2 separate regions of the Homo sapiens genome follow, and region 2 is linked to region 1. A link is a contact called in ENCODE Hi-C or POLR2A ChIA-PET data. All regions are on one chromosome and are shown on one strand. The core of a region is the stretch at or near the end of the contact, and the rest is flanking DNA. Distances in the headings are between cores, read along the strand shown.

Region 1 (3,561 bases), core at 504-3,003:
TGGTAGAAATTGTGGTAGCTGAATCAAAATATTGTTAGTTACTAATTTATCATGCCAATTGTAGTGAGGTATTTTTATCCTTCAAATAAATTCTACTTGTTACCTGCGTGAGAGACATAGCTAAGGCTTGGTGTATCTTTTCAGAGTTATTTTGAAGGCTGCCAGCTTTTCTTGTATATGGTGTGCGTCTCTGAATATAAAAGGATAAACTGAGGCTGTGCCATTTTAAAAATCTTGAATGTGTTGTTCTTGAATCTGTTCTTAAAAGCGGTCACTTAAAAAGACTTCTGTTTTTTAATTAGAAAATAGAAAATTGACTATTTTGACAAATGAAGAGTAACAATTATTCAATGCATATAAGCCTCTTACCAGTTTTTTATTCTTTCTTTATGGCTCATAGAAAATACAGTCTTAGGAAGGATTGATGTGATCTCTGGGTAATTTCTAGCTTATTATGACTTCATGGTTAGCAACAAGTGATAGTGTCTGATGAAGTGTTTGCAATGTTAGGTCCTGATTTTTCTTTAAGGAAATTTAAAGGGAACTGATTGTTAAAATGTTCCTATTTCTACCAATACTAGCTCAAAAAGAGACAAGAATTCCAAGATAAAACTGTTCAGTATTTTGTAAATAAACTTGATCTCAGCAGCTTTAACTAGGTTCTGACGTTACATTTATAAAGCAAATGGCTTTGGTATTTGTTTCCTTAGTTTAAGAATGTTTCTGTTTTGGATGGTTGACAGTTGGACAAGCATAGTTTCTGAACATAATTTTGTTTTGCTTTTAGGTGGGATAGTAACATCTTTTTGAGGGAAGAATTGGCTTCCTTTCTTGAAAGTGGTGAAGGTACAGCATATAGCTGCATGGAAGAAACAGTAATCGGATGGCTACCTTCTACATTTTGTATTAGGAAACAAAGTCCATTGTAAGAGTCCATGTTGATCTTGGAAATAGAAGGATTGAAAAAAGCTAAATTTCCACAAAGAACAAGAACTTGACCATCTCCTTTTTGATCTGAAGACTAGGGGACAATGGATATCATAGAGACAGCAAAACTTGAAGAACATTTGGAAAATCAACCCAGTGATCCTACGAACACTTATGCAAGACCCGCTGAACCTGTTGAAGAAGAAAACAAAAATGGCAATGGTAAACCCAAGAGCTTATCCAGTGGGCTGCGAAAAGGCACCAAAAAGTACCCGGACTATATCCAAATTGCTATGCCCACTGAATCAAGGAACAAATTTCCACTAGAGTGGTGGAAAACGGGCATTGCCTTCATATATGCAGTTTTCAACCTCGTCTTGACAACCGTCATGATCACAGTTGTACATGAGAGGGTCCCTCCCAAGGAGCTTAGCCCTCCACTCCCAGACAAGTTTTTTGATTACATTGATAGGGTGAAATGGGCATTTTCTGTATCAGAAATAAATGGGATTATATTAGTTGGATTATGGATCACCCAGTGGCTGTTTCTGAGATACAAGTAAGTAAATCTAATGTTTTGAGGATTTGTCATGGGTTTGTTTTTGAGTGAATAGATGGGTTATTGAGATTATTTTTCCTTTTTTTCCCCCAATAAATTCAGTCTTACCCAAACATTTGATGAAAGAAAACAGTAGAAAGCTCTACCACATTGAATAAATTCAGTCACTATTCAGTAAGTGTTTGATGAGCAACTGTGTATGAAAGTGGCAGTGTACAGCAGTACTGTGGTGGATGACTCAGAGTTGATGAATTTAAGGTGCAGTTCCTGACTTCCAGCAACTTGGTGCTATGGTATTTGTATGATAAATCAAGAGGCTTGGAAAGGAATAACATTCACTCCCATCATGTTTGTTATTTCAGGCTCTTGACAAGTGGGAAAAGGAATAGGTTGAGAAACTTTTTTCTCCATTACTCATAATGTGATGTCTGTATTGGTCTAGAGTCAATAGCCTGCTTTAAGGTTTGCCTAGATTCAATTCTCAAATTTTACATTTCTGTGGGGCTGGGTGTGTGGATGTGGTTTCGGTTTTTTGTTTGCTTGCTATCTAGTTACAAGTGTTTAAGAGACTGAGTTTAGAACCAGATCCATGCGGTTTTGATTTTTAGATTTCTAAAGTAAACTTGCCCTCTGATTTTCCTTGGACACCACAAAGGAGCTCATGGTTCACTGGGTTCAGCCTCCTCATTTTTGGAATAGTAGGAAATCAAGAAGAAATAAGTCAGGTACTTTTGCTTTGAAGACACTTAAGAATTGGACATAGCCCTGAAGTGGTTATTTCTGCTTCTCTATGTGAATTCTGACTCCTAGTCCATAAAAACGAAGGCTCCTTAATTCCTCCTTTCCTCTCATTCATCATTTAGACATTTGTTTTCCACTGGGATGGTAGTGATTAAATCACTAAAATATGATTTTGATCAAAACACTGACCATAATACAGAGTTTAAAAATGTAATGTATGCTAACTTGGATACAATCTGAACATTCCAAGTCAAATAGGATTTCAGTATTAATGCCACAAGATCATTCTTAGAGAATTTTGGCTGTATTGTTTTTTAGTTGGTAACACTTTTCATTACTTGATCAATTATAGAACTCTCAATGTGGTATATCCACTCAGACCCTAACACTGTTACTGTTTTGTGATTAGAGGAATTCAGTCTATCTTTGTTAAAGAGTTCCCCAAATGCAACTTTGCAGTCTTAAAACCTTATTCCACAAACTGCAGTCATTCCTAAGCATTTTCCTTAATATAACTCTTCATGTGTTTCCTTAATATGCTTAAGTAATAGACTTAGCTATGAGTTGTCTTTTACTTAAAAAAGTAACCTGCTCCTGAAATTGTTAAAGGATGCTTTATGCTAAAAGCAAAAAATGTATTTATGAACTTCAGTGTTTTTCTCTTTAGTGTCTGGAAATTAACACAATGTAAGAGCCTGCTAAGGCGGCAGATAATTTGCTTTCTCCTTTATTTAGAGCAAGGTTTTATTGATATATGTGTGAAAAGAGAAATTGTCCAGAATCTGGTAAGTATGTGGACTCCACCCTGAAGTACAGTCTTTCCCTCAATTTAGCTGTATTTTCATCTAGATCCTTTTTGAATTTTCATTAGATAGTTATTATTAACTGCCTCTACCTACCACCTTAGATTTTCAACATGTCCAAACACACGGTCACATAGCCAGACCATAAATTTTAATGATATCCACTGTTTCAGTCGCAATTCACACAAGTTTGCCTTTTTACATTTGAAGTAGAATTGGATCTTACATTTTAGTAACTAGTAGAATAATTTTTATAACCTGTTTTGAACATCCCAGCTGAATGAGGAATGTTGCTTGCTCTCTCTTTTAAAAGCACCTTTCAAAGCTATGGGAAAAAGTCATTAGCACTAGTTCTTTTTCTAAATAAGGCTGTAGAGTACATCTTTCACCTTCTAAGTTGGTTTTCTGTTCTGAGTACAGCTGAACTCAGAATGCTGGAATGAATGTAATTGACTCATAATAATTTCTGCTTATTACTTCCCCTTGTCTAACAGCATGGAGCACAATTCAAAACAGCACTCTGTTGGAACC
Region 2 (3,561 bases), core at 618-3,117, 96 kb before region 1:
GGAAAGGGATTCTGTGGTCAAATTTATCAAGAGAACCCTGGGTGAAAAGAAGTGTTTTCTTTAATCTCTTCTAATCTTCTCAGAGTCCTTACAATGCCAACATGTCTTGTGACTGTTAATCAGGATATGGAGCACAGCGTTTGACCACAGAGCACTTTTCAGGGAGCACTTCTTGGGACTAGTGTTCTGAAGAACACCAATTTGGGTCTGAGAGAATATTTTGAGTGGGAGGTACTCTTTCATTTGGATATAGTTCTAGAATCTTTTATAATTTCTATAAGCCAATCAAAATGCTCAGAAATCCCTTAGTTTAAATTTTACAAAGCGTTTAATAGGGCTTAGAGGGAAGGCCGGGCATTGAGATCCACACGCTGAAGCGGACACATGTCCCAGCCACAGAAATAGAAGACACTGGAATGACTGTAACACCAGAACACAGCCTACCTACCTGCGGAAGGTAAGGCACAGCCTCACAGGAAGATGGGATGATTTCAAAGAGGAGTTGGACTTGAGCAGGCCTTGAAGGATGAGTGGGACTTCAGGCAATCATTTTGGATTAACTACCTTAGGACAAAATCTCTCTGTTCCAGGATGGAGTCAGACATCCTGCTGACTCTTGAGATCTGTTTTGATCCCACAGTTTGGACAGAGAAATTTTCCTACAGCTAAGAAAAGATCATAAATTGGTAGCCTTTAGGAAGGATGTGACCAGCAGATCCTTGTTTGGACAACACGATGTGGCTGGTGTGTGTGTGTATACGTATGTGTATGTGTACGTGTAGGTTTAATTTCATGTATATACTCTTGGGACTCACCATCTCTCCCATTTTACTGTCCAGTAAATGTCCAGTCCCGGAAGTTATCTGAGCTCCCCTTTCTAGGCTGATGTAATCACATGCACAACTAAAAGATGAGGTGCCTTTACGCCCCTGTCAACATTTCGGTATGACTGACAGTATCATGGGAAACATCAGAGAGGAAGGTTCTTCCCAACCCTTTTCAGCGTATATGTTTTGTTACTTACCAGAACCTGCCTCCAAAATGAATTCCCACTGTAGAGCAGTGGTATATATATTTGCACTAGTCCTGCCTATTCAGTATTCAACTTCAGTACTTTATATAATGGGTTATATTACATTAAACTAGATAGATCTATCATCCTCTTAAATGTGGTGGGGAAAAGGAGAAGCACAGGATGCCAAGTAATTTAAAATATAATCTTTAAAAATCATTAGATAATGATCTGCAGGCCAGCTAAGTCATTTTCCTAAGGAGATTTTTGTCTTGAAATCTTTTACAGTTTTGGTTGTTCTATAGCAGGATGGTTGCTTCACCAATGTTCAGAAAGTAAACATTATATGCTTATAACATATTGTTATGGTTATAGGCACTTGAGTGCAATAAAATACATCCCTACCCACAATACTCTCAGTAGAAGCGTCACCCCAAGAACTACTCTATGCCTGCTTATATTAATAATTACAGTCACAGGAGGACTGGACAATGATGTCAACAGAAAAGCTTTTTTGAGCTCATTTTTTCCTTTGCTCCTCAAGAGGGGCAGAGATAATCATTTCACTTCCCCAATCAAATTCGGTTCTCACTTTCAGCGACGCTGCAAATGGAATTGACTTTTTTCTTTCACCTTTGCACCGGCATTTTCCTAGTGGGACGTTGTGATTCTGAGAGTCCACAGGATTTTGCAGAGCACTACTGTGGAAATGCTCTTACTTCTGACTTCCTAGCCTCCCCTCTGGGCACTCATTCCCTCCGAAGGGCTTGGGTGGTGGGAAGAACAGGGCAGAGGATTGTGCCAGCGGCAGTCACTCCCTCACTGGAGAGCGGTTGCCCCTGTCCCTTAGCAGATATCGCTGTCTTCCTCTCACAGGGCAGGAAACTGCAGTCATGTGGACAGTAGGGCACTGAGAGCAGCCAGCATTGAAATGTTTATAAGTGAACAGAAAACAATGAGTTGGAAAGGGTGGAGCAGGGGACTTTGCTCTTCATTATAAACCCTGCACTAATTGATGGGTTAACTAAATATTATTAGTATAATTTTTTTAAGTTTAAGTCCTCCCTTAAATGTTTGGACTGCTGCCCCAACCCCTTGCTACACTTTGCAGGCAAAGCTTCCTGAAGGAATTGTCTACACTTCCTATATCTCCTTCTTCACCTCTCCTTCAATCTTACTGAAAAAAAAAGGAAAAAAAGTTGTAATGTGTAAATGATTTTTATCAATATGTGCATAGAATTTTAAATATTTGGCTAGTACTAAGAGGCTTTAATGAAAACTCACATTCCCCTGCCCAGCCCACAGTCCTGTTCCCCTATCCCACTCCCAGTGGAAACCACCTTCAACTTTCATGCTGTTTTTACTGGTAACGATTTACTGCTATTTCTTGATCTATTTTAATTTTTTAAAATTCACCTCCTGTTATAGAAGTTGAACTCTGTCAAGACACACACACACACACACACACACACACACACACAGAGAACTTCCCTTTCTTTCTTCATCCTCTCAATATCACTTTACTATAATGTTTGGCTAAGTCAGCAGTCACAGTCATTGACATTACTATGAGCAGTAAATATTCACTGCTTGACCCAAGTTGTTCCTTATGAATATTGTGGTTTATCCTAGAGTTTAAACTGTCTTTGCTTAGCTTTCCATGTAGCTAACATTATATTTTTTCTAAATGTTCTGATAGAGCTGCTGAAACTCTACTAATAATTTTTGCCAGACATCTGAACACATCAGTTCCTTCTTCACCTGGCAACCTCCCTCCTAAAGACCTCTGTATTCTACCCCAGGTAGGATAAGCTGGTTGCCCTCTTGAAAGACCTGTGCATGAAACCTCACTCTTTCCTCTGTTGTATCCCCTTCTATTAATCAAGGTAAGGTAACTGCCATTATAAATAGATCTCAAAATGTATAAAAACACACTATTGAAGTCTATTTCCTACTCACTGCTATGGACTGCATTGTGTCTCCCCCTCCTATGCCATATGCAGTGAAGCTCTAACTCCGGTGTTTATAGATAGGCATTTTAGGAGGTAATTAAGGTTAAATGAGGTCCTAAGGGCCGGCTCCTAATCCCATAGGATTGGTGGCCTTATAAGAAAAGGAGGATATTGCAGCACCTTGATCTTGGACTTCCTAGCTCCAAAACCATGAGAAATTAATGTTCATTGTTTATGCCCCCCAGCCCATGATATTGTGATATAGCAATCCAAACTAAGACACGTACAAAATTGTATAGTGAACTAGTTGGCAGGAAGCCCTCTTCCATGCAGCCACTCAGAGACCAGGTTGACAGGAGCGCTTTGCTGTCTTTAACACACTCCATTCGGTTTGCCTGGGAGCCATTCCCATTCCAGCCAGCCCAAAGGGGAAATGAGCATGGAGGAATATGTGTGGTAAGTTTTTATAGGCCAGACCTGGAAATGGTGCCATTCATAAACACTACTGTTAAAGTGGCTATGAGTCAGCCATGTGGGCACACTTAATAGCAAGAGGAGCTAGGGAATGTAGTAGTGTGTCCCAGGAAGAAAGCAGCA

What was found. A loop is a pair of places that touch in the nucleus more often than their neighbours do. ChIA-PET counts read pairs that join two places held with the same protein, here RNA polymerase II (POLR2A). Pooled maps may share reads with other maps.
Region 2: a loop to region 1 is called in a pooled map, with 2.2 times the contacts of the local background. The contact joins two enhancer-like sites. A Hi-C loop is called at or near these places in 2 of 168 maps with a recorded cell type or tissue (adrenal gland and psoas muscle) and 1 of 50 pooled maps. POLR2A ChIA-PET finds 5 or more read pairs at or near these places in 1 of 52 experiments (activated T-cell).

The regions. Positions count from the first base shown.
Region 1 is chr4:107,894,523-107,898,083 of GRCh38, forward strand. It overlaps SGMS2 (sphingomyelin synthase 2), which reads left to right. Exons shown (of 7, transcript NM_001375905.1): 3 at 788-1,486. The coding sequence starts at 1,032. All of the region lies in intron 1 of CYP2U1-AS1 (CYP2U1 and SGMS2 antisense RNA 1), which reads right to left. Among named protein-coding and RNA genes, the nearest start is that of CYP2U1, 35 kb to the right of the region's middle. Within about 2 kb of position 1,754, at least 8 of the 41 ENCODE cell types and tissues checked have a DNase peak (open chromatin) inside an H3K27ac peak, as active enhancers do.
Region 2 is chr4:107,798,389-107,801,949 of GRCh38, forward strand. No RefSeq gene overlaps it. Among named protein-coding and RNA genes, the nearest start is that of SGMS2, 25 kb to the right of the region's middle. Within about 2 kb of position 1,868, at least 5 of the 41 ENCODE cell types and tissues checked have a DNase peak (open chromatin) inside an H3K27ac peak, as active enhancers do.